Linked DNA regions of Homo sapiens: region 2 is linked to region 1. A link is a loop called in an ENCODE intact Hi-C map of the cell type or tissue named here. Cell type or tissue: psoas muscle. All regions are shown on one strand. Links, peaks and the distances in the headings refer to the core of each region. The heading gives the core; the rest is flanking DNA.

Region 1 (15,560 bases), core at 2,515-10,514:
ATCATCTATGCAATTTTCCCACTTGGTTATAATGGTACAAAGTAAAGGGATACCATTTCTCTGTTTCTAGGAACACTTTGGTGTCCTGGTGTAAGCTGAGATAAAGATTATATTTCTCATCAGAAAAATTATAGTTATTTGTACTCTTTAAAAATTGAAACTGCAAATGACATTTGTTTTCACGTTTATATTTATAAAGTCTTCACCACACTTTGTTTGTTGTTCCTACCTCGCCCCGCTTTAAGATTAGGGAAGAAAATTACAATCCACCCAGGCTTCTTTAATGCATGAAGAACTTATTCTCCCAGAGTTTTAGGCAAGGTTCACTGGGCCTCTATTGTAACAGGAACAGACATATATTTTGCTTCAGTGAGTGTTTCTTGAGCTCATAAGCATTTTGAAAATATTGAATGACTTACAGTCCCTTAAGAAAGTAGCCATTTAAAAAAGCATATTCAGTTGAACTTTAAAAATATAATTTATACCACAATACTCAACAGGCTCCAACTGCTTGAAAGTATTTGGCTGCAAAGACATTATTTTTAGTGATCCTAACCATACTAGGAACAAAGAATTGCGTCTGTCAAAATGGGATCTCTGGCGCTCTAAAATAATCCACATGCTTTGTGAACTTTGATGAAGTCAGGCAGCTCTCTGTCATATAAATATCATAGTGGCATCAAAACCTGGGCTGACCATGTGCTGCAGGTGGAATGCACACACTCACCCAGTTTCGCAGCAGAAGCAGCTGACACTAGTAGGGAGACAGCGCCGTCTTCAGTTCCTAAAGCCATTGGGGCGTCTGTGTGCTGTCCAAACCTGAAATAGGTAAATGATTCTTCATTCAATCCTCCCTTGAAAATGAAAATGACTTCAGTAAATACTTGTGCTACAAATTACTCAGATGCAGTATTTACTCTTTTCCTGTACGTCACTGTATCATTTAGAGCCAAACTGTAAAGATTATGAGAAAAAAAGAAATAAACTCAGTGTTAGATAAACAAATTAGAGACAGGAAATGCTACACTGAAATACTGTCTGAAGAACTTATGAAATGAGTTTAATCTTTCTTTTAAGATCTGTTAAGACATTTTTGAAGGGATGAGAGATGAGTTGGAAGATACTGTTTTCTTTAAAGAAAATAATTATTTTTCATAAGCTATTAGAATAAAAGGGAATGTTAATATCAGATAATAGCATTATTATCTGATTTTATTATCTAATCATTAAGATTACTCACATTATCCTTATCTCTTGAATTTATCTATTCTTGTTTCATTTTCATTTCATTAGAAATTAATATATCCCTCTCTTTCGTAAACATAAAAGACTTTATTTTATAAAATATATTACATAAAATGTTAACATCTGTGTGAGCATTTATAATTGTGTTCATCCCTTCAGTCTACCTCAGATGAAAATATATACAAAATAAATTAAATAAAAATGTCTGTAATTATCTTTCCATTTTGTTGACATACATGTGTACCTAAAACTAGAAGAGAGCCCTGTACTTTTTAGAGTGAAGTAATAATGAAAGTGAAATCTTACATACCTTGTCTTATCCAAAAAAACGAGAACAAACAAAAATGTAAAATGTTGGTAGGGAACTTTAAATGAATACCATCCTTATTGATATTAACTTGCCATAAAGTGTTTCTCCTACAGAAATGTTTTGCTTTAAAGAAATTTAAAGTAAAATTTGCTTTTTGAAAATTTAATGCAGGGATTTAATTCTGAGTGGTTTACAACAATGGGTTATGAATGTATCACCATGACAGCAGGTTGCTAGAGTCTAGGAGTCAGGAGATGTGGCTTCATTAAAAGCACCTCCAGATAATGCCCTACGTTAGATTTCACTGAAAGACAGGAGCTGCTGATGAGGGTGACCTCTGACATCAAGTCATCTTACTATAAACAGAAGGGCGTGGAAAGCCATTGGTCGGAACCAGGAGTGTTTACTATCCAGGTCTCCTCCTATTTAACCTACATAACTGCACTGCTCCTGGAGCCCGAAGGTTCACGCCAGAGCAAGGTGCTTTTAAGGCTACCTGGGTGTTGGTTAGAGACTATAAACCTCTCAGAGCATTCTGTAAACCTCGACACAGTTTCATTCTACTGACAATGGAGACTGGAATTTATTGGCTGCTGAACTTCACACACACGCACTACAGAACTGACTTCCAAATACAGCTGGAATAAATTTCAGGTTTTGGGGTTTTGAATGAGGTAAGTTGCATTTAGCTTTTGGTTGAAGCGTTATCATTATTATTATGTTCCATGGGCAGTCACACATTTAAGTGTAGGCAGTTCTATCTCAGAGAAAAATATTTTTCTTGTTAAAATAGGTTGTTTAGATTTTTCACAGTTTTTTAGTACAAGGATGATAGAAGAAACTTGTACATAGGAACTGAGCAAGCCAATCAATTAGAGAAAATCCCTGATCTGTTTATGGCTAAAGTGTGAAACACACTTCGTCTTTGTTTACTTTATAAAATTCAGCTATTCAAATTACATTATGTTAATGTTGGGAGAAATGCAGGTAACGTGATAAGTGATAATAGATTACATTTCACTACAAAACTTTTAACAGTCAACTTTGTTTTCCCCTAATAGTACATGCTACTGCAGGATTTTAAAAAACTAATACCAACTATTTAAATGAAAGGCTTTTTTCTGCATAATTTGTTTTGAAATTTGTGCTGAATTTGAACTTTTCATTAGATTTGAGATGTAGTCATCTTGATAGATATGTCATATTTTTAAGAGAATGAGTGTTTCCCTCCATTTATGGAACTATTTTTTCCTGAAACCATAATAGTAAGATCAAGTTTAATTTTAACTTTTTAAAGAATCCTGTAGTGTTTAGTGAGGTTTACCTTCCTTTAGATGTGTACTGAGCACATACTTTGATTTAAAACCTTGATGTGGAAGGCTTTGGTATGCTTTGGTTTAAATTATTTAAATATATCTTTGTGTCTTTCTCAAGAAGAAGAAGTGTAAATTGCTGTTTTGCTGCATCAGAGGGTTGAGATGTGGGAGAATTGTCAAAATAATAACAGCATTTGTTTTGTTAAAGACGACTGAGGGAAGCTTTGCTGTGTTGGGACTATTTTATTCTTGTGAGAACAACACAATTCAGGCGGAGAAAATAGATCTATTCTAAGTATTTGCGAGTACTGATTTACTGTTAGAGGTGGATAGTTAGGGAAGCTGCTGGAAGAAAGGGAGGATAGATTATCCCAGCCAATAAGTTTTCCCGTTTGGTTTACGGGGTCTACTGAGCATCAGTCAGCACTATCCAGTTTCCCACTTCTTTTCTGAGTTGTAGGTACTATTTTCTGAAATACTCTGCAATTGAATAATGATGTTACACTACCTTATTTTGCGTTTTGTTTGTTTTCTAACCGAAAGTTCACTAAACCACTAAAATGTTACTTATCAAAAATGACCAAGAAAAGCAAATACCAGTAACCATATAATGGGTTCTAACTTTTTGCAGGGGGAAGAAGAGGGACAGAGAGGCCAATTTTTTATCTCTACTTTGGTTTTTCTCTTTTCTTCTCCAAGTTCCTTATAAATTACTCTCGTTAGCAGTTTCAAAATTGTATGATCTAACTTTTTGATCCTGTAGCAACCCTGTAGAGGGAGATGGTTGTGTGAGTCCAGGGGTGGCACACATTTTGCTTTAGGGAAATGGTGCAAGCCAAATTTAACAGGTAATGCAGCTGTTGAAGAAATAGAAAAGCCAGATGACTTCCTACGTGTATTGAGGAAACCAGGATAAATTGTCCTTAGAACCAGCTCCCAGAAAGCCATTTTAATTGAGGTCAAAGAGGAAGAAATTGTGAGTATATCTCAATTATTTATTAGGTTTACCTAGAATGAGACCTTCACTACAGATATACCTAATCTATAATTCCTATACTCTTTAACCCTTGAGCATTCCTGCTGTATGAATCCCTTTAACATTTAGACTGCAGAGTGTATTTAATTGTTTATGACAGTCCAGAATTTAGGGACATAAAAATTGTGAAATTAACTGACTAAATTTTACTTTCATCTAAGGAATAAGCTTCTGCATATAAAAATTATTGTAATAAATTTCTTAGATTTTAGTTGAAGTTACACAGTTAATGATGCTGTTTCTTCTGGTCACATGCTTGTATGTGTGAAATGTTTCACATAGAACTATTTTCAGCTCTTAGTTTACAGGTAATTTAAATTGTTTTTTCTTTAATTTGACAATTTGAGTATTTCTACTCAAACAAATCATATAATTTGCATTCTTGGTGTGTAAATTATGCTACAGTCAGTGTCTTATTAACTACTAATGAAGAATTTTATTTTAGGATTAAAACCTGAGAAAAGGTGATTTGTAATCTTTTTTTATAACAATGGTTATAGAAGAGAGATTTAATATAAAATATAAAACTACTTTAAAATAGATTTTAAAACTCAAAAATGTTGCTACGATGTTGTGGAAAATATCAGATTCAATCCAGCATGCTATAAATACATTTTTTTTTATTGTATAAAGCTTAATTTTAAAAATAAAGAACTTGATGCCAACATTCTTGAATTTTCTCTTTATAAATGTTGCTATTTTAATGGAAGATCAAGAAGATAAAATCTGTAAAATTCAAAAATATGCCTGTTTTACATAATTATTTTATCAATGTATTGTTCTAGAAATATTTATATTTTATATAAATTAATCTACAGATATATAGAGATATATGTTGTTAAATTTAAAATTGCTTTAAAATTTTGTGTGCATTCTATCAATTTGTTTTTAAAGTTAAAGAATTTCTAATTTTTTTAAAAGTTATGGTGATACTATTGGGCACATTAGGAGAGTTTTTATATATACTTTTAAAATGTTTTTTAAAGTTTAGGCATATATATGTACTTATACAGACATACGCACACAGATAAACTTTAACAAAACTTTTGCATATGAATTGAACAATTTTATATTGGTAAGTGAGACAACCTTTATAGTCAATTATTGTTCAAATTGAAAAGGTTAGTTGTCATTTTTACTTAATAGGTAAATGATGGTGTACTAGAGTATATTACATAATGATTGATATTTTATGTTTGGAAACATATGTAACTATGCCTGTGGCCAAATTCTTTTGAAGTTTAATGACCAAGATGAGCTGCATTTGTTAAGTGGTAGAGCACTGGCTTGTCTGGGGTCCTTTTGTGCTTGGCAGATCTTGATAAATGGGTGAGTTTTTCTTAACCTTGTGGCCAAAACATTCCAATATCTTTAAAAAAATTTATAAAGATATAGAATATGTTGCGAAAAACATGAGCAAATTTTCTCTATTTAGGGGACTAGGTTAAATTTTTAAGATGATTTTTAAAGCAATATTTGTGAGAATTCATAAATATTCATTTTAATGCAGGGAAATCTAAAGTTTCTGATATGTAATACTGCTGGAATTCTTCTTTCCTGGTTCACTGCGAAGCTGCACAGTAGTCAGCAATTTTAATTTCGCTGCAGAAGATTCTACCAAATTAACATTATGATCATTAAGTGATAATTCTTTAGAATATTCATTTTGCTCTTTTTGCTATGCTAATACATTGTAAAGCATTTATCCATCTTTCTTGTGACACCCAGGACGGCAAAGAAACATATAAACAAAAGGTATAAAGAAGACCAAGATATATGAGGAAGTATCTCTTTAGGTGTTTGTTTATCATGCACATTTGTGAGGAAAAAAATTCTTTTAGCGCTTATGTATAGTATTTATGCATAGTATCAAGGCTGGACAATCTAGTCTTTTTTCCAATCTTAGAATGGGAGCTTTCATATGAGCTGTAACATGATATGTTAAAGCATATTATGGTTCCTTTTGTGGCATTTTTTAAAAAGTAATGTGTTACCTTTGCCTGCCCCACTGGGTAATAATGAAAAAATATACCATTAGAAGGAGTTTGAAATTTTCCTAAATAATTCATAAAGCCGATATGGCATTTATGGCAGGTGAAAAAGGACTGTGGCATAGATAAGGAGAAAACGTGCTTTGGCATTTTAAAGGTTAATGTGATTTGACATTTGGTTTAATACTTACATACTGTACATAAATAATTGTGCTTTGTTTTTCTGTTATTGTTGCTAAGTTGCTTTTTGAATATATTCAACCTTGCTATGAACTCTCAAATCACTTGAAAGCTATTGTGACAGTTGTAGTTGATGAAGAGTTATAGACTATAGAAGTTTTTCCACTTAAAACATAATTCCTCCCTAGTGCATGATTTTGTCTAACCTCCCTCCCCCAAACCAGGGTCCTGGAAGGCCCTCGCATTAAAGGCCAGAAATCAAGTGAGATCTTGCCTGTGACAGCCCAATACTAAAGGAGTAAAATAATTTTGCCTTCAGGTTTTTGGTGGTGGATTTTATTTATTAATTATCTAACTCCACTATTCTTAATAGGTATGTTATTTTGTCTACTGTTGCACTTAGAGTATTTGATAGTATCTTTGATGTGTAGCAGTTAAAGAAGGGTTATGGCAGGTTTTCTTTGAATGGAAGTAGATGCAGACTTCCAGGTATGCAGTAGAGTCCTCTCACTTTCATAGTCAATAAATGGTGATTTGGGCTTTTAGAAACACGGTTTTGGTTTTGCCAGGGAGAAGCTTGGTTAAGGAATGATAAAGAGGTTGAAAAGTGATATAGTAAGAAAATGGAGGAATAAATAGACTTCCCTAACTACATGAAAAGAATTTCAGAAATGTATACATTTTACAGCTGCAAGATCTTTGTTTCTAAGGAAAACAAAGACACTTTATTAAAAGTTTTGTATTATTTAATAATTGGATTTTTAGAAACTGTATTTCTAAGACTTTAATTTTTTGACCACCATTTGGCAAAATGCCATTTTATTTTCCTTGAAAAGCCTCTCAAATTTGTATAAACATATTAAAACAGAGATATATTTTTTAAAACTCTTGGTGACAACTTTTGTGTTGCAAAGATTTAATGTTTCGAGTTTTTAAAAGTTAAGAAGTGAAGTATAACGTAAGTGAAAGATAGAAAATGAGTCGTATTGAGAAGTGTTGACACATTTTTAGCCAGTTGAGAAAGTGCATCTCCAAGTTTATATCCCTATGGGCCTAGCAGTACACCAATCCTATGAAGATCTTCACAACATAAATCATATTTACTTGGATCCAAAAATAATCATAGGTTATCACAGTAAAGTGTACATCTTATGGGAAGTCCTTGAGTGGTATTAACTTTTAAATATTATATTTAGGATATGAGTATATATTTTCTTTCACACCTGTACGTAAGTAAACTTTGGAATAATTTTTAGTAAAAGCTTATATTGTAAAAATTGTTTATGTTTTGCCTATTTCATTTATTACATTAGGACTCAATTTTTAAGTTAATACCTACTTTTACATTTTTTTATGTTCCTTCATACATTCCTGAGGTATGTAATAGGAAAGGACATATGTAATAGGAAAGGATATATTTTAATTCATATGTATTAAATGCTGCTAACTAGAAACCAGGATAATCTAGGGCAGCCCATTAAACCCTGTATCAGTCGGTTATCAATTTTTAAAAAAATTAATGTGATAAGGGCCAGTCAATTGAGATGCATTAAATAAGAACATGACAGCTATTCCTGGAATAAAGCTGGAATAATTATTTAAAATACTTTTAAATTACATTATTTAATTTAAAATTCAAATATGGATAACTTGTAAGTATTAGAAAATATGAAAAATGTCACATAGCCATGGACATTTCAAGAAGTCTTTTATTTTCGCTAAATTAGAAGCCAAAGGTAACTAAAGTTAGATACCATTCTGCTTAATCAGGCAATAATTTACAACAATTTTATTCAACCCAGTCATAAAATTCATTTCATAAAGTATGCATTCATATAAGACTCTAGGCATTGATATACTACAGTTTTTTGAAATAAATATCACTTATTCAGTCAGATTCACATCTTAGAGTATTCACATTAGAAATGCCAACAAAGCCGACAAGTCTAAATTGTTGTTCACAGTAATTCTGTATCGTTTTCTATGTTTACAAAGAGTTTGGCATGCAATAATCTGTAATATAATCTCCATTTTTGGAAAAAAATATTTTTCTATCTGCTTATCCATGTTTTCCTTAAGCAATAGTGCATTTAATCTCATTTACATTATATTTTATATTTTCTACACAGTTCAGTGAAGAAGTAGTCTTACCATCCATAAGAATATATATTAATAAATTATTTATTACATAAACTTTCATTTGTGAAATTTTAATCTCGAATTTATAGTTGCTGAATCCACCTTTTGTTTTCAGTGTATAGTATGTCCTAAGACTCAATTATTAATGCTCATTTCAAAACAAAATGAAGTTCCAAAAGAGATCTTTTGAAAATGTCTTCTTACATTATTCTATTCTTTACATTTTTTATTCCCATTAATGTTTCACGATTTGTAATCAGAACTATTCACTAGAAGATAATTGGGATAATTGAGCCCAGCTATTTTGGAAGATGCTAGATATAATAAAAGAACCTTGCTCTTATTTGCAAACTTTTTTTATGAGTTAATTCTCCTCAAAAGATTGTGAGCTTCTCAAAGCACCTAGTGGTTTGGAAACATTAAAAAAATTAAGATTGATTTTTATATATGAATGTAATAGTCATAATTCCAAAGAGTCCAGAAATTATGGTATTTTCTACATATATTTTCCAGATATTGAAAGTATTAATTATTCTCAATACCAAATCACACATTCTTTATTTTAAAGTATACTTTATGTTACTTACGTAAATACAACCTAAAAAGCTTGAGGGGTGAATAGTATTGTGAAATAAGAGATGCATAGTGTTGTGTAATAAGAGAAATGACATTTAAAAATAATTGTGTGACTAATGTAATAATATTGACCAGTCCTCTCTACTCCTTTATTCTGCTTTATTTTCATCTCAGCACTTAACCACTGCTGGCATTGTATTGTTCATTTACCAGTTTACTTATTTCTTGTATGTCTCCTCCACTAGAGGAGGAGGTGTTTGTTGGGCAGACAGGTGTTTGTTGGTCTAGGTGAGTGCTGTTCAGTAGAAAAATGATACAAATCCTATGCGTATTTTAAATTTTCTAGTAGTCACACTTGAAAAGTAAGAATCAACAGGAGAAATTATTTTATTTAACACAGTATACCCAAAATATCATTTTACTCTCAATATCAAAAATACTAAGATATTCTACTTCCTCTTTTTCATAGTAAGACTTTGAAATCTGGTGTGCTTTTTACACTAACAGCACATCTCCGTTCAATTCAGCCACATTTCAAGCTCTAAATAGCCACGTGTGGTTAGTGGCTCCTGTGTCAAACTGCTTACGTCTAGTTCATCTCTGTGGCTGGAACACTGCCTCGGATATCTCAGGCATTCAGTAAAGCCTTGCTGAATGAGCAAATCTTGATATTTTGGACAGAAAAAGAAACAACGCAGAAGTTGTTTTTCACATTAGTTTTTTTTTTTTTTTTTTTTTGGCTGTTTTTGGGGTGGTGGCGGAGGTGGATGCTAGAGATATCTGGATAATTTTTTCAAAACTACTATTTATTTTGCTTACATGGAGTTTAAATGTTACTAGTGCTTGGTAAAAACTGGTTACTTCAGTAGTCTAGTTTAAAGGATTCCTTTAATGACTGATGTATTATAAAAGTAACTAGTAGGTTCTTCTTTGAAAATTGTTCCACAGAACTTTAATTTCCACTCTTAGTTTTAAATGGGAGATATTAGTCAAGGGTACAAAGTTTTACTTATGCAAGGTGGGTCGTTCCCAGAAATCCACTGTACAGAACAGTGCCTATAGCAACAATATAGGCACTAATATTGTATACTTTAAAATTCACTAAGAGAGTAGATTTATATTATGTTCACACACACACACACACACAATTTGGGAGGAAATTTTTGGAAGTGATGGATATGTTCACAGCATAGATTACAGTGGTAGTTTCACAGGTGCATTCTTATCTCAAACTCATCAAGTTGTATACATTAAATAGGTGTACCTTTTTGTATATCAATCATACCTCAATAAAGTGAGATTTTAAAAAGAAAGGAAAGTAAACTAATGAACACAACTGGCAAATGTAGCATAGGAGAGAATGAAAGGCTTGATGTGTGGCCTTAAGTTGTAATTCCAGCCTTGCTAGTGTTAGCTGTGGGATATTAGGCAAGTTGTTGAACCTCTTTGCACATTAGTTTTCTAGTTCATAAGAGGAGGATTTTATTAATCATACCTGTCTACATGCATTAAATGAGATTATATATATACATAGTCTAGCAGAGTGAGTGGAAAAGAATATTTGCTTAATAAATGGCAGTAATTATTATTGTTATGTAATTGAAGTCAAATTTTAAATATTAAGACGTTTTGATCTTCATTTTGAACATTTTTAATTCATATGTTTATGAATTTTAGGTTCTTCATAGGTTCTGGTTAAAATGCCTTCATAGATCTGGAGTTGAAATTTGCTACATAACTTGCTTTCAGGTTGTTTCTGCTTCTCAGTGTTACTATATGGGAACTGGGAAGAAAATTGTATATATCTAAGCACTGTGCCTGGCATGTGGAAAACACTCAAAAATTTTAGCTGTTATTCACCCATTCCTTCATCTCAAAAATTTAGAATTTTGATATTTATGTTTTCATTGAATACTAATAGTTGCTTTTCTTAAAATAGTTAAATATTTAACTCTTTTTCATGGTGCTTGGAATTTTCCTGTATTTTTATAATTTCTCTGAAGAGATATTGCATAGGTTAAAGTTCACTTTATTTGCAGCAAGTTGCATTCATTTACGCTATTCATCCTTTCTGTCTTGGTGTGTGTGTGTGTGTGTGTGTGTGTGTGTGTGTGTATTTCTATGGAAAAATTTTCAACATTTATTTTTTTATTTATTGGCCCACCCCCTTGTGTGTCTTGTGAAAACTAGGATTTGAATTTAACTTTTTGGCATGAAATTCTGACTCATTTCTTGACCTGCTTGTTTTCCACTTCATTCAAAACACATTCAGAAGTAAGCCTGGGGTGATGGTGCATACCTGTAGACCCAGTTACGTGGAAGGCTGAGACAGGAGGATGGCTTACACTAGGGAGTTTGAGACTGTAGTGCACCATGATTGCACCTATGAATAGCCACTGCACTCCTGCCTAAATGATAGTCATTGAAGGTTCTATATGTTTTATAAGAATATTCTTTCTTATATAGCATATATGGGTCAGCACTTGCCATTTAATGAAGTCTCAAATGGAAGAGTGTGTTCAAATTAGGTAAAACTATCCATTTGCCTCTACTTCTTTGATCAAAACCCTAGAAATATTTTTCTTGATGATTCCTTTAACTCCTCTACCTTAATTCAGAAATAAGATAGGGTTTTGAAGTAATTTGAAGATGTCATAAAATAACCTTTTTTGTCTTCGGTATATCTAATCTTTCTTTTCAAATACAGATAAAAAGATCTGATAATATTCTAGTTAACACTTCAATCAATTACAATATTCTGTCAATTCTATCTCAGAAGTGTTTGTCAAAAACACCCTCTCAGTTCACCCCATGGCTCCTGTCTTGAGTCTTCACCACCTCTCACTGACAGATTGAATGGTTCAAAGTAGCATTTGGGGAACACCTACTCAGGGCTGGGGATATAATGATGTACCAGATCAATGCCATCTCTGCCTTCATGGAACTTCTACTATCCGTTTTGTTGCATTAGGCTTTTCCCAACTTTCAGCCCTCACCTCATCCCCCTTCCACATTACCTTCTATAGCATCTCTACCCAGTTTGTTTTTTTACAACCTTTCAATGGTCTTCACTGACCAAAGGTTAAATTCCAAATTCTTTACCGTATATAAGGGCTTCATAATATGCTTCCTCTGGCAAACTTCTTGACACTGAAATACCTACTATTTCCCACATACAGTCTCTGAAGACTCAATTCAGAACTTACTTTCTTCATTGCCTTCTCCATCTTCCTTTGGCTAAGTTAATTTGTTCTATGAACACTCACAATACTTTAGATAGACTTCCCCTAGAGTAGTCATGGTATCCTAAATATTATTCTTCTCTCATTTGACCAAGAACAAATGAATGAAACCTCTAAAAATAACCACTCTGCTAAATGGTTATTTTAATATCTAAAGGAATTTCTAATTCATTCTTTCATCACATGCCTGTTAAGCATTGGTTATAAGTGTGGGACTCTGTGGGTACTAAATAGCAAAACCCTGTAGATGTGTTCTCTGCCTTTACTGTTACTACTTTGAGAATAAATTAAAACAAGCAGAACTTTCTAGTAAGTTCTTTGGGGTAATTATGCTTTGGAAAGCCGTGGGTGTTAAAGACTAAAAAAAGTTAAATGATAGGAAGCTTGTCTGTCTCTGACTTTCAGTTGCGAGCATATGTCTAGTTTGTGGTGGTCTGGAGCTTCCTCAGCCAGTCCCAAGGTCCAGTCATCATGGTCTTGAGGAAAGTGACATTCACCTGGGGATAATTTCTGTGTATTCATTGGGCAGTTCATATAGTTTTTTGGTGATAAATCATAGGCAAGAACCAGTAGGAAAGAAGGTTCTTTTTTTTTCAGATATGCTTTCCTTTTAATTCTTGTTTTCCTCATACAAATTTAATGGACATAAGACTTGTGGGATTTGGAGTTAATTTTATGTTTACATTTTTAAAAAAGTATTTCTCCCTCCCCACCCTTTCCCCTTTTCTCCTCCTACGCCTTATTCCTCTTCCTCCTCCTCCTTGTTCCTCTTCCTCCTCCTCCTCCTCTTCTTCTTCTTCCCTCCCCTCCCCTCCCGTTACTTCCTTCCTTCCTTTTTCCTCCTCCTTTCTTCCTCTTCTCCCTCTCCTCCTCCTCCTCTTCTTTCTCTTTTTCCTTTTCTTCCTCTTCTTTTCCTCATCCCCTCCTCCTTCTCTACCTCCTCCTCCTTTTTCTTCTCTTCTCTCTGTGAAACCGTTTTTTTTTTCTTTTTTTTTTTTTTTTTTGCCCCTCCATCTCATGGTACTGATTACCATGTTAAAGGCATAGAAGACATTACATAATAAAACAGGATGACAGTCTCTTTGCTGGTCAGTTTTATTTTCATATTGTGTAAGTGTATACACAAGATGCAAAAGAGACTACAGAGTTAATCAAGAAAATAATTGATTTCCCAGATTATAAAAATGTCTAGACTTTGTATTAAAAGCAAAAGACGGGATTTTTGAAAATGTAGGGTTTTTGTGAGTTTGTTTGTTAAGGATTTTTCTGAAACAGAGGAGGAAAAAATTACTTTGTGAGTTGGAAAGACAATGCTGTATCTTCAAAGCTTAAGACTTACTTTTAAGTGGTACTGTTCATATTGCAATTCACATTGCACACATGTTCCTCATGGTATATATTCAGTAGAATTTTTTTTTGCTTCCAAACCACATATTGGAAGTAAAACTCCTTGGATTCCATAGGTTGCATAGTTAAGTTATTGAAATATGAACACCCAGAAATAGTGGGCTTATAAATGTATATTGTACATTTTTCATATTAACCAAGAGATTTTTGAAGTTTAGTCTACTCTGCATATACTTTTAAGACCATAATAATCAGATATAGATATAAGTGCTTGAAGTGCAATTGTGAAAATCTATGGATTTCACCATCTTTAGAGGATGTACCACATACTTTTGTCCAGAAATAGATAGCATGGCCTAGAAGTATGAGTTATTCTCATCCTTTACCTCTGTGGGTTAAAAACCACAAAGTTGAAATATAGTCTGCAAGATATACTGAAAATATATGTGTGAAGCAGTGCTAAACTTAATTGATATGTTGAGACATATATAAAACATACAGCCACTAGACTGAGAAAATGAAAATTAGTGTATGAACATTTTAGTTAATGCTGTGCTTTGCATCAAAACCTGGTGTTTATTATTATGTGCTTTTAGTAGGAGACAGAAGCAGTATCAGTTGGAAAAACATTTCTTAGTGGATTGAGAACAGTATGCTTTCTAGTTCCTAAGTGGGAAACCTGGTTCTTTGGTTTCTTTGTTCCTGGTTAGGCTTATCCCCAGTTATTTCAGCTGAACATTTTACATACTAATGGAGTCCAGGGAAGTGTATTTGGCAGCTGTTCATGGGATAATAATGAAATACACTATTTAGTACTGTATGCTGCTGCTGTAAAGTGTGGGGGGTATTTTATAGAGAACTTGGTGAACAGAGCTATATCCGCTTTAATAGTGTGTGAACCTGAGTGAGGAAGTTGTATTTTCATATGAGAATAACTAGTACTCTTTTCTTACAGGTAAAGAAAACGTGCACAGAATCAGATGTTTCACAATCTCAGAATTCCAGGTACAGTAAAATAAAGACCAAGACTCCCCTAAGGAGAATTGCAGTTTCGGAGCACTAGTAAGATGTTATACCTGAGACACAATTGTGATTTGAAACATTGAGCTTCTTGAAGAACTTATCTTGATGGAAACTGTATATCATGCTGGCTAGCGTACCACTACTCATAATATTAGTCAAAGGGACTGTGATTGAAGTCAGTTTTAAGGAACAATAGTGGAAGTATCTCTAGAAATACGTGAAAAAAAATCCCTTGGCATTAAGTTAATGTTCATTTTTTTGTTCTAATTTCTTTTTATAATGTTTTGAATCTAAAATTGTGCCAGATACTGAATAACTGTCAAATCTGTGTTTACAAAAAAAAAAAAAAAACTATGATATTTCTTTTTCTTTGCAGTGAAACATTGCTAGATTTTGAGAATGTTGTCAAATTAGGAAACTCATAGTTAATTTGGCATTCTCGTTTGGGTTGTTTGGAGCCTGTGGAAATGATGAATTAAAGTGGTGAGGCCACTTCATATAGGAATTTAGCACCATTTAGTTGTTTGTGGTTGAACCAGATGCCCAACAGATTTTTTTAGACCTACACATTTTCATTGCTTTCATTTCAAAGTCCAGGCTGCAATTTTGAATGGATAAGTAAAAGTATCGTAAATACTATGACAATAATAAACACATGTTCTTACTATGCTATGAGTGATATGACTTAACCTATGTGTATTCAGTTGAGAGATGGGTCTCGTTTTATTTTGTCCTACTTGCTCCCGCATATAGTGCATGTAGTGATTTTCTTGGTACATGAAAACATTGCATATCTAGGTAAAATGTTAATGGCCAAGGCCAAGGTGGGTGGATCACCTGAGGTCAGGAGTTCAAGACCAGCCTGGCCAATATGGTGAAACCCCATCTCTACAAAAATACAAAAATTAGCCAGGCATGATGGATGGTGGGTGCCTGTAATCCCAGTTACTCGGGAGGGTGAGGTGGAAGAATCACTTGAACCTGGGAGGCGGAGGTTGCAGTGAGCCGAGATTGTGCCATTGCACTCCAGCCTGGGCGACAGAGCGAGACTCCATCTCAAAAAAAAAAAAAAAAAAAAAAAAAAAATGTAATGGCCATTATGTTTTTCTTTTTGTAGAGTAAGTGTATCTTATGTATAGTCCACTTATAGTTTGA
Region 2 (15,560 bases), core at 5,006-13,005, 61 kb after region 1:
TCTGAACTATAGCAATTTGCTATTCAAAGCGAATAGAAGTTACAATGTACATATTTTCTCTCTATATATCGGAATCTATATTTTCCCCCCTACCCTATACTAGAATATAAGCTCCACAAAGGCAGAGAATTTTTGTCTGTATTGTCTGTAAAGGAAAGCCAAGGGCTGAGACACACAATATTTCTTAAATAAGTGAATGAAAGTATGAAATTAACAGTTGCATGGTGCTGGTTCAAATAATCCTCATTTCCTCGGAAGAAAAGCACTTTGAAGAAAGTATGAACAAATTTGAATTTCTGAATTTTAAAGTATGTGATACTTTAGAGGCAATTTCTTGAGTGGAATTACAAAACCATATTCACTTATCTAAAATGTAGCATTAAAGTTCTGAATTTTAGAACCACTTCTGAACGTCATGATTTCTGTACAAGATAGTGTCAATTAGTCAATCATGTTATCTGGAATTTTTATGCATTAGTATAAATTGAAATTAACTCAACATAGTTCTATTACAGAAGTGGATAAATGGAGCATGAAATGATATGAGAACATTCTACTCAAAGTAAAAAAGTAGATTCAGGTTCTTGGATCCAGATTAATGTGATGATATCTGTATTTTGACAGGGGTAAGGCCATTTTGCAAGTCTTTCCTAAATTCCATGATTGTTAAAAGGAAAAAATTAAAGCTCACTCTATTGAAGTCCTTAGCTCAAAATTTGACACGTACTAGATATGTGTTAAATAGTTGAATGGAAGCCATTGGAGAACCATTTTTTTTAAGAGGAGGGGGACTTCAGAAGGGCAGTGACATAGTTCCAGTTGAATTTGAGAAAAAAATTAGGGTAATTGTCTAGAGAATGATATAGAGAGAAGACAGAAGATAGTAAAACCAGGAAGTTCTTTGTTCATTCATCAAGGTTCAGTTATAAAGCACCTACTACTTGGTATATACCTAGGGCTGAGTGAATAACTAAGATTCTGTTATAAGTATAGCCTGCTGGAAAAAATTTAGATGAACAATTATGATGACAAAATTTAAGAGTGATTAGAGGGAAAGGAGTGAACACTTTGGAATCTATTCTGCTAGAAATGCTGATTGTACTTGGTGAACGGTGTAAAAATTGAGGGTTTGAAGACACACTCCAGTGTTCTGATTTGAGAGACCAATTTAATAATATAGTTAGAGATAAGAGTATGAGAAAGTATGAAAGGAATGATGATGGGGTTGGTTGTGGACATATGAAGTTAGAAGAGTCTATAGAAAATCCCTGTGGAGATAACCAGTATAGAATTATAGGTAAGTTCTGGTGCTCAGAGAGATATGAGGGCTGAGGAGGGATGAATTTGGAATTAATCAACAAAAAATAGTTGTTGAAAACATAAATCCATGTGGAATTTCCCCAGAAGGGTGCTTACCTCATTGAGATGAAATAAGGGCTGAGGCTGCAGATAAGGACAGCAGAATGTTAAGAGGACAAGAATGACACTCAAAGACAGCACATCATGGCTAGACGTGACGTCAAGAAACCAGGAAAGAGTAGTTGTATCACTTAAAATGGTTTCAACTACAAGTAATAGAGAACCTGACCCACCCACTTTTAAACAATACTGTAATTTATCTGCTCTCATAACTGGAATTCCAGAGGTAGACTGGCCTCAAGAGTGGTTGATCCAGGAGCTCAATAACTTCATCAAGAAACCAGTTTCCTTTGTCTCCTTTTGCACTGCCATCCACGGCTGTGAATTTGTCCTACATCTGTTTCTCCTCTGGGGATAGAATGACTGGTAATACAAGTCAGACTACATGCTCCCTCCTTTATATTCAGCGGAAGAGGCAGTTTGAATAGGAACCTCTCCTAGAAGAATGAAGAGGAACTTACCCCCAAGTCTCCAGCAAAGTGCTCCTTCTGTCCCATTGGCACAAATTTGGTAAACTAATTATTCCCAAAACAATTATTAATTTAGATTAAGAATTAGGCCTCCATCTTCTGGGGCTGAGGGTAGATTTAGCTTCTTTTTTTTTTTTTTTTTTTTTTTTTTTTTTTGTGAAATGGAGTCTCACTCTGTTGCCCAGGCTGGAGGGCTGTGGCATGATCTCGGCTCACTGCAACCTCTACCTCCCAGGTTCAAGCGATTCTCCTGCCACAGCCTCCCGAGTAGCTGGGATTACAGGTGTGCGCCACCACACCCGACTAATTTTTGTATTTTTAGTAGAGACGGGGTTTCACCATGTCAGTCAGGCTGGTCTCTAACTCCTGACCTCATGATCCACCTGCCTCAGCCTCCCAAAGTGCTGGGATTATAGGCATGAGCCACTGCACCTGTCCAGATTTAGCTTCTTTTGAGGCACCAGCCTTTGCTGGTGAGAGGTGAATACCTGAATAAAAATTAAGATTCTGTTAGGTAAAAGGAAGTGAGACAGTTAATGCATAGCAGACAACAAGGAGCACTACAGAAGCATTAGTAAGCTTAGGAGGGAGAAAGGTTGAGGAGAAGTTATTAACATTGTCATATACCAAATGGGTCAAGGGAAGAATTAAGGAGAGGCGGAAAAATGCCCATGAGAGCAGTAATTAGAATGTGACCCCAGAGACACACCATGGATTCTAATTAAAGTGGATAGAGGGTGACTGTGAGGGGAAAAGTAGTTATGAGGAATTGAGTCTAGTTTCAAGATTCTGAGTTTTGAAAGAAACGATAAAGATAATAGCTAGAGGGGGGAAATAATGAGAATCAGGGGTTTCTTTTTTGTTTTGTTTTCATGATCATCAATTAAATGTTTCAAAGTTAGTCAGTGATTTCTAACTGGGCTCTGATGAAGGGGCTTTGAGTGACCAGTTGTATGAACTTAGTCAACTTGTCAAGTCTCTTTGACTTCTCATCCATTGAAAGGGAAAAAAAGAAAGCTGTTTTTATCCTATGGAGTTGGTGGATTTCAGAAATATTTTTCTTCAGTTTTCTTTTATTTTATTTATAATTTCAACTTTTAGAATCACAAGTTACATGTGCAGGTTTGTTATATGAGTAGATTGTGTGATGCTGAGGTTTAGGGTGTGAATGATCCCATCACCCAGATTGTGAACACAGCACCCAACAGTTAGTTTTCAACCCTTGCCCCTCCCTCCTTCCCACCTCGATTAGTCCCTAGTGTCTATTGTTCCCATCTTTATGTCCATGAGTACTCAATGTTTAGCTCCCACTTGTAAGTGAGAACATGCGGTATTTGGTTTTCTGTTCCTGCAGTAAATTCACTTAGGATAATGACCTCCAGCTGGTACATACATACCATGGAATACTATGCAGCCAAAACATAATGGAATCATGTCCTTTTCAGAAATATTTTAAAGAAGAGAATATTGTTTATATTTTAGGTGTGTGTGTTTAGGAGATATTTTAAATGTTATACTCCATCAAGTCTTCAATACATTTGGGGGAAACAGAAAATAAACTAATTTTACTTTCTACCTCATTGTTTGGTCTTAGGCTAAAATCCATGTTTTACGGAGAATTCAAGAAATTTTTAAACTTCAGGTAGAACTGTGTTTTTTACAAATGTATAGAAAGCATAGTGCCTAATGCATGGTAGAAACTCATTAAATGATTATTAAATTGTTCTACTTTTCATATTTAAGGATGAAAAATATTAGAGATTCTCCATCAATCAGATTATAAAATTCTTTATACTGGAGAAATTTCTTATACCATATTTTTTATTTGTCAGAGAATTGATTCTAAAAAACAATAAAACTATGCCACAAAAAAAACTAGTAATATTGAGTAGTGCAGCAAAACCTGGGTAACTAAGTCTAACTAGGTAGGTTAATTGAAGTTACTGGAAAATTTATTCATACATTCAACAAGTGTTCATTGAGCACTTATTATGTGACAGGCCTTGTGCTAGGCTTCTTGCTCTCATAGAGTATACATTCTAGAGGGAGAGCCAATTAAATAAATTAATATACAATATGTCAGGGAGATAATTGCCTTGAAGAAGAATAAAATGAGATAATGGGATAGTAGGCAATTAGTACAAATGTTTTCATTTTGTATGAGGAGAGCAGGAAGGGAATCTCTGAACAGGGGATGTTTGAGCTGAGACACAGGACATGAAGAATGGCTGGGAGAACTGTGTTCCTGGGAAAGGGGAAATCAAGTGCAGAGGTCCTCACCTGGGAACACATTGGGTGTGTTTGACAAACAGCAGGTTAGACTGGGGAGATGGGATGTAGGGAATTGGGGCTCTGTGAGTGAGGGGAATCACCTAGGAGATGAGGTCAAGAAATGGGGCATCAGTGTGCCATATAAGGAAGCAAGGCCTTAGAGACTGTGGGAGGAATTTGGGAACTACTCTAAGAGACATGAGAAGGCATTAGAGGGTTTAGAGCAGAGGACTGATTGCATTGAGCTGGTTATCACTCTAACTGCCTTGGGGAGAATAGGCTGTTCTAGGGCAAGTGTGGCTTGGGGAGATAAAGTTCAAACAAATGTAACTTTTTGTTTCCTTGAAATATTTAATAAAGTAAAGCTACCTATTCAGGGAGTTTGTGCAAGTAATAGCACTGTCAGATCTACTACAATAAATAGGTGATAATGGTTTGTAATTAGCAAAGTAACTATTCATATAGAAATCATTCAGTTGATGCTAGTTGACTAATCACTCCTCATGCAATCTTACTCTTGTATTTGATGAACTTTGTTTTGAAGCCAGTGCAATATGAAGTGCACCATCCCTCCTCAGCAGGGACAAATTACCAGATTATTGAGATCAGTCTCCTTAAAATTAATGTTATTATAACATTCTGTTGTAAAGAAAGAATTATATGGCAGGTATTTTTGTCAAGCTTTTAGGAACTGTTGGAGTGCTTTAAATTTATAACATTGTGTGTTCCCCTTAAATGTTCATGGTTGGAACACATCTAATTTTATGCAATATTTAAAAACTTTTTTGGCAGTGAGATTCATAGGGCAGAAGTTACAGAATGATTTCATTTTGGAAAATAAGTGAAAAGTAAAGATAACACATGAGCCCAATAAAATAGTCCATTTTCTTGATTTTTTTTTTTTTTTGCCAATATCTTTTTCATGAGGGCAGACCATGGTGCATTATTCCACCCCCGCCCCCAGCATTTGCAAACCACCAGTCATTTCCTTAGGGACCTTAACAAACGGAAGCATTGAATTCTCTTCAGTCAGTGGTGCCTCCCACCTGGGAAAAAGACAGCTCTGTAATTGAATCCCAGCATATGCATTGTCATCCCTCCTGCCTGCTCTCCTGGTGCTACAGCAAATTAAAAGATCTCCAAGGGTCAGCCTGCCTCCCAGCTGCCAGCCCCAGTAGACATGAGGGAGCCAGCAAGGACCAGGTGGAGCAGTTTTGAGTTGCACTAAACACACGGCGCAAGGAGATTGGCCATAACTTCCCAATTGAATATTTATGCCAGCCACATTTCTCATCTTGCTCTTTGGCACTGAACACAGGGCTGAGCTCCTGCTGATTTCAGGGCGCTGCATTGTGTTTGGATCAGCTTTGTGAAGTATTACACCAGATGAGAAATGGGCCCAAGTTCCTATCACTAAGACGGCTGGTTGACTTTTTTTTTTTTTTTCATGGAGACTATCATGTTATAGTATCAAAAGCTGGGGCAGTGAGGGAGTTCCCTGACATCTCCTGACACTGCTGTTACATGAATCGTACACAACTTCAACCATTGCTTGCTATGGAGTGGAACTTTAATGGCTCCTATTCAGGGACAGACAAATATACTCTGATTTGTATATTACTGCATGTTCGTCTTTTTTTTTCAAGGTTTTATTTTTGTTTGCTAAGGTCAGGGACTTATCACAGGGCCCTCTCATCACATTTCACATTCTGATCCCTCGTGGCAGGTGCTAACTTCCTTGCTCTCAAACTGAATGGGTTGAGTAACCTCATAAAGATACAGAATGTCTTGGCAGAGAAAGGAAAAGACTACAGAATGCCTGTCTATGGAAGAGTCTCAGTGTTATTTAGTTATTAGTTAGCCCTGTAAACCCGAGAAGATATTTGGAAACCCATCTACACACACCCATTAACTTTTTCTAGGTGGTGGATCACAGACTTAAATTCATGTTCCTGATTCCTAATCCATATTGTTATCTAATAAAAGCACATTCCTTATGTAGATTTTATCATGAAATTTGCTTAAAAAAATCATTCTCTTCAATTGTATTTTTGTATAGCATAATAAACTATAGATCAGTGAACCACTGAACTTCTTGTGAATTGCTGGTTCTAAAATGAAATTCTCAAATGATTAAATTTAAATAATTAGGAGGCAGTGATAATGAGAAGCCAATATAAGTTCTGTAGGCAAAAGACATGCCAGAGTAACCTCATAGTCTTTTGTGACAGCAGTACCAGAAAGGAAGAGCAAAGACATGCATTACACTTAGAACACATAGAATTCAGCCAAGCGCATGCCAGAGGCTCGGATATTTATGAGAAAAAGACAGAAATTAGCTCAATAACTATTCCCGATGAACTGATATAAATCTGGAGGTATACCTCTAGTACCCTCTTTAAGACCTGTCCTTGGCATTGTGCTTTTCAACATGACTACAGGCATGCGCCACCACGCCCAGCTAATTTTTGTATTTTTAGTAGAGAGGGGGTTTCACCATGTTGGCCAGGATGGTCTCCATCTCTTGACCTCATGATCCACCCACCTTGGCCTCCCAAAATGCTGGGATTACAGGCGTGAGCCACTGTGGCTGGCCAACATGTTTATTGTGAGGGCATTGAGGGCATGCTAAGAAAGTTTGTAGGTGAGATAGGAACTTCACTGGGAAAGAGGACATTGAACAGCAGAATCAGAATCTAACAGACAGGCTGAAACAATGGACTCAAGTCCAACAAGATGGCATTTAGGAGAAACACATGAAAAGCTGTTCACTCGGGTCCCAAATGCCAACTGCATGTGTAGTGAGCGACTGGGAGGACACAGGGCTCTCAAGCATCACATGGGACAAAGACTTGAGAATTTCACTGGCTGGGTTTAGGCATGAATTAGGACTGCACAGTGTCTGAGGACAAAGCTAATGTACTCTTCAGTCTACACTGACAAGTGAGAGTTGTAATAGCCTTGCCATATTTTGGACCACAACTGTGTGACTATGGGGACCACTGTTAAAGAAGAATCCTGGAGATCTTATGGAAGAGAATGCTAGGAAAGTAAAAGAGTTTGAGATGGACTGAGTGGACTGAGGGAATTGGAGATGCCCTCCCTGAGAGAGAAAAAGCTCTTGGGCAGGACAGGTCATTGATGTGTGAAAGACTGTTATATGAAAGAAGGTTTAGACTTGACCCATGACAATAAATGAATTTTCTTGGACCAAAGTTTCAGGGAAGCCCCGGATAGAAAACTTTCTGATAGTATAAGTTATCTGAAAATGAAAGGGCTGCCTCTTAAGAAAATGATTTTCTTGACACTACAAGTTTTCAAATAGACAAACCAGGCTGTTTTATTGTCTGTGTTGTAGAAGTGATTGTAGTAATAAAATTTATGAAGGATGCACTGTAGGCCAACCTTTGGATACTTTTTTTTGTGTGATCTTATTTAATTCACACATTAGCCTTCCAGAGGATATTATTATCTCCAATATTGAGACTAAGGTCCCATGACTGGTAAATGAGGCAGAGTTTAAAATTCAGGTTTTAGTTGACAGTAGAGACTCTTAACACTGCTCTCATAGCCTTAAGCACAATATTCCATTTTGCTTTTGAGGACATTTAATGTCCCTTCAGAACTGGAAATCTGATCATTTTAATAGGTTACCACCTTTTTTTTGTACATTATATCAATGCTTTGCTCTTGTTAGTACAACATTGGGAAACCTAGATTTGTTTATCCTGTGAACAGTTTGATCTTTACTGGTAGAGTTTTTTCTTAGAAAAAAACAGTGATATGTTTCTTAGTACAATTGATGGCATTAAATGTTTTGATTGTGGTCTTATGGCTTTACTCCACTACTTGCTAGAGGAAAATAATTTTCTGCTTCATTAATGATGGTTTGAACTGATCTGACAGAAAGTGAATCCTGTGCCATTCAAATAATGCTTGGAAAATCCATTGGATTTTTGTTTATTTCTTTGTTTTCCGATTAAGGGGGACTTTTAAAAACAAAAATTTAGGGAAATGCTTCTGGTTTTCGGAAACATTTATTCACATTTCTTGGGGTTGGAGAGAACTGACATGTTTTAAATTTGTTAGAGTCATAGTGAACAAAGGGGAAGAGTTGCAGGTCTCAAGTCTAGAGCTGTAGGCCCTGGAAAGGAAAAATTGCAAAAGTGTCCAGAGAACAGTGTGTTCATGGCTTTATTTGCTGTTAGTCCGAGGCCTGAGGTCACCCTGGCAGATGGGTCACTTGCACTGCAAGCACTCATGCTGGCCTCAGGGACAGGGATGAGGTCACTGGCACATTTCAAGAACAGCTTCCTTTCTTTATGCATACACCACTTTCCTGGTCCTTGTTAAGGGTCTCCTTCCTCTTGCGGTTCCCATCTCTGCAGCTGACCCCAGTTCTGACTGTGTCTGGGGAAATGGGTTGGTGAGGGCCTCCTTCTGGGACTATCTGTCCACCTGATCAGTGATATAGACACTGTGCCGCGGAGAGGAGCCACATCTCCCAGCCAGCCTGCCAGCAGAGTAATTGGCTCAGGGTTACAAGTTGTGACAAGTGGTTTTTGGATCCTAATCTGAAATATGTCGGTTTAACATGACCTGGCATTGTTACCTGATGTTTTTAAATGCCCGTACTTTTTCCAGAAAGTGGGAACTGATACACAGCAGTGGCATGTCCTACTAATTTTCATAAGATCTAAATTGATCAGGATGCTTTATTACTTTTTTTATTCCACAGTATATTTTTCCTCTTTGACTCTAAAGTGCATGTGCACGCGTGTACACACACACACACAGACACAAACATGTGTGCACACACACACACCCCCCCTCACTCATTTGGGAGATCTAACACTGCACATATAAATATTGAAACTTCCAGGCTGGGCGCGGTGGCTCACACCTGTAATCCAAGCACTTTGGGAGGCTGAGGCAGTTGGATCAGGAGGTCAGGAGTTCGAGACCAGCCTGGCCAACATGGTGAAACCCCGTCTCCACTAAAAATACAAAAATTAGCCAGGCGTGGTGGCACGTGCCTATAATCCCAGCTACTCAGGAAGCTGAGGCAGGAGAATTGCTTGAACTCGGAAGGCGGAGGTTGCAGTGAGCCAAGATCGTGCCGTTGCACTCCAGCTCTGGGCGACAGAGCAAGACTCCGTCTTGAGGAAAAAAAAAAAAAAAGAAATTTCCACATGCATTTCCATCAGAGAACTAATTCCATCTCCCCTTACCTAGCCCCTTGCTCTCCTGCCTAGCCTGTGGGAATCTTTGAAGATTCTTTGTATTCTAAGAACTGTCCCAAGAACAAAGTAGATGCTCAAGCAATGTTTGCTGAACTAGACTACATTTGATTCCATGTAACCAAATGACTTTATCTACATTTTTTTCTATTCCTTTTATTCATTAGCACCCACTAAATATACTCCACTATTCTAGGAATAGGGAAAAAAATTCATGAACAAATTAGAAAACAATCCTACCCTGATGGTGCCTTACAGTCTTAATTACGTGAATAGAAGCTATTGTTGTTATTCTTACTTTTCAGGTAAGGAGAATTGAGGCTTTTGTCACATAGGAAGAAAAAATTATGAGCAAGTCTTGCCCTTAAAATCATTCTGATGGTCAAATGCAAATTTGCTATTTTGGTGGACTCTTGAGAATGTGGGAAATAGACCCATGTCCACTTTATGCAAAGAGAAAAAGCTGGCATGAGTGGGAGTGTTTGAACATCAAGAATGCTTTTGCATTTCTTGGGTTGTGAACAACTGATGGAGTCAACTTATAAATAAGCAGGATCATGACTCATTACCAGGATCTGTACAGAATAAATAATGGCTTCAGAGTTCGAGTAGACTCTAAACTACACAGTTTTAAGGCTTCCCCTTTCTTGGGTTTGAAGAGGATATTTCAAATTATTAGAAAGAAATTCCATCTATGCTACAGAAAAATTGCAGGAAAAAAAAATCCCCAGAAACTAGTTGCATGTCTTTACATTTTTCTTTCTTTTCCTTTTTTAAGTTTTTGTGTTTATGACTAAGTTCATTTTTTATATTGTCTGGAAAGATGCTAATATTCAAATGGCCTCATGACATAAGGACCACTAACAAGGGGTTGAAATAAACATCCTGGAAAGAAAGAATGACTACCTTTAAATATTATGAGCAGTGTACATTTGGCAGAGCAGATCCTTATATTGACTTTAGTAACCTGAAAACTATTCAAAATGTTTTATTTCAGGGATATGCATTCCTGATTGTGATTTCATGGTGTGAATAAAATAAAGTCACTTAAATTGATAGAAACAGTCTGAGCTCTGGCATCAGATAAACATGAGTTCAAGTTCTGGTGCTGCTACTTTCTATCTGTGTAACCTTGGGACTGCTGTGTATCCTCTCTGAGCCTCAATTTCTTCATCTGTAAAATGTGGAAAATTATATATTAATACGTTATTTTAAAGATTAAAGGTGATAATATATATATGAAAAACCAAACACAGAATGTGTCATACTGTAATAGTCCATTTTCATACTGCTGTAAAGAACTGCCCAAGACTGGGTAATTTATAGAGGAAAGAGGCTTAGTTGACTTACAGTTCCGCATGGCTGGGGAGGCTTCAGGAAACTTATAATTATGGCAAAAGGTGACCGGGAAGCAAGGCACCTTCTTCCCAAGGTAGCAGGGAGGAGAATGAACACAGGAGGAACTACCAAACACTTATGACACCATCAGATCTTGTGAGAACTCACTCACTATCTTGAGAATAGCATGGGGGAGACCGCCCCTATGACTTGATTACCTCCACCTTGTCTCTCCCTTGACATGTGGGGATTATGAGGATTACAGGGATTACAATTCAAGATGAGATTTGGGTGGGGACACAAAGCCTAAACCATATCACATACAATATATACACAGTAAAAACTGATACCCATTAATCATTTCCTGTTGCTTAAACCTAAGGTAAAATTTATAGATTTTACATTCTGTATAAATTGGAATTAAAAAGAAAATGAAGTGTCACAATTAAATTAATCACAAAACATATAAAAGGAAATACAGGAATATTTTTGCTGTATTCTTAGTAGCCATAGTGTATCTCTGTTCTCTGAAGACTTTTAGTTGCAAGAAACATTGACCTACCTAAATGAATTCAAGCATAAGTAACTAAATTGTAAATATCTAGATAATTGCATTTCGGTTTCCTGTGGACTGGAATGTAGAATGCCAAGGCTATTTTTATTTTGAGGTTTTTGTTTTTCAGGGGTAACATTTTCTGTTTCTTCTCTGCTCCGTTCTATGGTGTGTGCTTCATCCTTTTATTCCTGACCGGTGTTCCTTCTTTACTCATCTTGTATGTCGTCCAGATTGGCTATGAGCCCCTACACTACTTTGTGGCTTCAGTGATATCATTAAGCAGATACCTCCCCCAGGATCCCTTATTCGAATTCATCAAAACCCAGCTAAGAATTTCTGATGACATTTTCTAGAATCTTTAAGTTTACATTAATTTCTATCTGTTCCACTTTATGGACGCTTACTGTACTTTAATTTTCTATTCACAGGACGCTGCTTTGTCATTTAGATGGTAAACTCCTTGAGGGTAGGGCCATGTTTTCTTCACTCAGCAATCCTAACACCTGTGACAGTGCTTTACATGTAGTAAGCAACCATTAATTTGTTTGATCATTTAAATTAAAAGTCTTGGCCGGGTGCGGTGGCTCACGCCTGTAATCCCAGCACTTTGGGAGGCCGAGGTGGGTGGATCACAAGGTCAGGAGATCGAGATCATCCTGGCTAACACAGTGAAATCCCGTCTCTACTAAAAATACAAAAAATTAGCCGGGCGTGGTGGCAGCCACCTGTAGTCCCAGCTACTCGGGAGGCTGAGGCAGGAGAATGGTGTGAACCCAGGAGACAGAGCTTGCAGTGAGCCAAGATGGCACCACTGCACTACTGTACTCCAGCCTGGGTGACAAAGCGAGACTCCGTCTCAAAAAAAAAAAAAAAAAAAAAAAAAAAGTCTTTGGGTTGGGCGAGTCTAGTAGAAGATAATGACTTTACGAGCATTTAGCATTGACTGTAATTAAGTCTGTTATCGGGATGTGCTACAGATACTACTTGGTACTGTTTTTGAGCTCATCTTTGTTCTTGGATTTCACATCTCTTTTTCTTCTGTTTGTTCCATGATTGGCAAATCTTCTGATTCCTGACTGCCATTTAAACTCATTTATCCCAGTTTTTCACACTTAAATTCACCTTGTCACACTCACATGCTTGATTTCACAGCTGTTTCTAAGATGGTTATGGCTTACACACCATTTCACTCATTCATTTATTACTGAAATGTTTCTTGAGAAACTGCTTTTCTTGAGAAACTACTTTTTCAGGCAGCTTTGCAGGCAATAAGGATATAGCAGTGATTCACTGGAATGAAATAATACAAATTAAAATCAGCAAAGGAAAAAGGCATATGGGGCAGAGTTCAGGAGAAACCGGAGTTTATTTCCAGTTGTCTTCTGTCCAGAGTTGTACAAATAGCACTTATTTGTCCCTACAACAATGTGCGACAGTACATGCAGAGCGTTGCCAATGGTGGATGCTCATCCAAGCCTTAGTGCCCAGGGGTCACTATTATTGGAGGTCAGTTATATAAACATGTCTGACCACCCATGTGGCTGACCTTCATTACTGTTTTTAGCCCCTTCATAAGTCAGACTGATTCTGCGTGGCTCAAAGCCCCCACCAGGAATCACATTGTTAGCATCATTGTTAGCAAAGAGTATCTGGTGTGGCCCAAGGCTCCAGCTAAACACAGGTACTCTAATAAGTTAAGATATTCCAAGGGCTTAAAGGTTATCTCCCAGGAATTGGTCAAGGGACAGACCTTTCTTTTGAATGTGCAGGGTTTGGACGATACACTTTTTACTGCACAAGGGCTAACCTCACTTATTTTCTTTCTTCTCTCAAGGACCAAGCCCTGCGCCATCTAAACAATTGTTTCCAACGTTGTTTCCTCAGTTTTAGTTTTATAGTGGCAATATTAGGTCCCAGTTACTCTATCATAGACAGGAATTATAGTCAAGTAATTTGAACAACTCTTTATAAAATGTTATTTCATTCTTATTACTTCCTTTCTATGCTTTTGAATATATTCTATAATGTGCCTATATAAAAATGTACATAATTAATTAGCACATATAAATGACACCTAAATAAATATGTACACATATTTGAGGTGCTTACTTTTTTTATTCAATTAACAATCTAGTAGTTTGGAAGCTACTGAGTTTGACAGCTGTTTATTTGCATCTTTAATAGGAAGGGCACTTCAGGAGTTAACAAAGATAAATGAAAAAGAATCTTGTTATCACAGACATCCTGTGGCAGCTTCTTTTTTTTCATTTGTTTTCTAGAAGAACGTGTACACAAATGACAATAAGTTAAGACAGAGTGTGAAAAGTGCTGCAGAGGAAGGTAAAAATAATATAACAAAAATATGACAGTATGACCAGGTCACTTCTGGTTTTGAGGACCAGAAAAAGCTGTTTGGAGAAAGTAGCATTTCTGAGGTATTTAAACATTGATTAAGATGGTTTTCAGGAGCTATCAGACAAGAAAGATGCTGTACAAGCTAAAATTGTGAAGGGGAAATTGTGACAATAGTACAATAATCATTTCTGATACAAGAAACTGTATACTAGGTGATTACTTGAAGATAAAGCTGAATGGAGAGTTGTGAATGTCTGGGTAAGGCATTGGGACAGGATAGTACTGATTATATTTGTAAAGAGAAGACATATAATAAGAGCTAAGTTTGGATTTCTCAGAAATCACATATAACTTTATTTTTGTTCCCCTCTATGCATTTCTTATGATTGGCTTTAATAAAGCATTCTGTTATTTTCAGAATTTGACTGATGTGTTTAGCTGTGGTTTTTCTTTTTCCTATTTGATGTTTGTGGTGCTGTAAGGCTCTGGGGTTGATGTTTTTCATCAGATTTGGGAAAATTTTGACCATTACTTATTCCAATATTATTCTGTATCATTCTCTTTCTCCTGTTTTTTTGATAATATTACACAGGTTACTTATACTCAATTAAGTTTCCACTCCCACTTTTTTCCTCTGTGCTTCAGTTTGGATAATTTGCATTGGCCCAGCTTCAGATATCCTGGTCCTTTCTTTTGCAATGTCCAATATGCTGTTAAGTCCACTCAAATAATACTTATGTAATATATTGTTATTTTCATTCTAGAAATTTTATTTAGTTCTTTTTTAAGAGTTTCCATTTCTTCTCCCTATGCAATATAGAGATACATACTGTTATAAATAAAGCTTCAATGCTGCAAAAGAAATGGCACTCGAATATAAAATTTTCTTTTTAATTCTCAGCAAGGCAACATACTTCTATAGAAGGGTGCGCACTTACAGATAGAGCAATGGTGAGTGCACACCTGGACAACAGAGGGAAAGGGGTTCTTACCCCTGAGGCACATAGCCCCTGCTGCCGTGTCTTTCCCCTATTGGCTATGGTGAGATGGCTAAACTAATTCTGATTGGCTAATTTAAAGAGAGTGACAGGGTGAGTGGTCTGGTGGAAAAAAATGGTTATCCAGGGTGGAGAATGAGTCAGGGCGGAGCAGGTAGTAGGTAATTGGAATGAGTTGGGATGAAGCAGGTAATCAGAATGAGCCAGGGTGAAGCAGGTAATTGGAATGAGTCAGGGTGGAGCAGGTAATCAGAATGAGTCAGGGTGGAACAGGTAATTGAAAAGGGTTGCTTTATGAGGAAGTTAAGTTTAAAAGTAGAAGGCAAAGAATCAATACTGACATATTGATTCTTTGAAAAGAAATTTAGAACTCATATCTAACAATACATATATTTTTATATATATGTTATATACATATATGTATTGATCCATATATGACAGATGTATATATGGCAGATATGTATATATTAATACCTATATATGGCATATAAATATTTATATACCTTTTGTGTGTATCTTTTCCTATAAGTTACTTAATATATTCACATTAGTTTTAAAATCCTTATCTGCTAGTTTCAACACTTGGGTCATAAACAGGTCTGCTTTTATTTACTGTGTTTTCTGTCCACTAGGAGTCATATTTTTCTGCTTTTTGTTAGGTCACAAAATATTTATAATGTTCTGAACATTATATACAATAAATCAATAGCGATTGAAGCATAGTATTTCTTTTGTGTTTTATTTCCCCAAAAAGTGGTAGTTCTTTCCTCTGGCAGTTAAGGTGAGGATCTGTTCACTGAGACCCTTCCTAGAGTTGAGCTTAACTGGAGCTAGACTATGATTAGCCCAACTTCCATCCCTCTGAAAAATCACTGCTTTTATATTTCAACATTTGAACTGGAGAGGCATTGAC

The links. A loop is a pair of places that touch in the nucleus more often than their neighbours do. Peaks named below come from ENCODE experiments on the same cell type or tissue, not always from the same donor. Only the 100,000 strongest peaks of a DNase experiment are listed, where the experiment ranks them.
Region 2: it touches region 1 in a loop (2.1-fold over the local background); 2 of 110 quality-filtered maps call a loop at or near these places.

The regions. Positions count from the first base shown.
Region 1 is chr6:133,368,055-133,383,614 of GRCh38, forward strand. EYA4 (EYA transcriptional coactivator and phosphatase 4) reads left to right here. Exons shown (of 20, transcript NM_004100.5): 3 at 14,338-14,387. Among named protein-coding and RNA genes, the nearest start is that of EYA4-AS2, 81 kb to the right of the region's middle. In psoas muscle, for the core only: no CTCF peak of the experiment used is centred there; no DNase peak of the experiment used is centred there; H3K27ac peaks cover 911 bases.
Region 2 is chr6:133,426,898-133,442,457 of GRCh38, forward strand. The region is part of intron 3 of EYA4 (EYA transcriptional coactivator and phosphatase 4); the gene reads left to right. Among named protein-coding and RNA genes, the nearest start is that of EYA4-AS2, 22 kb to the right of the region's middle. In psoas muscle, for the core only: no CTCF peak of the experiment used is centred there; DNase peaks (open chromatin) are centred at 5,354 and 8,404; H3K4me3 peaks cover 2,173 bases; H3K27ac peaks cover 5,244 bases.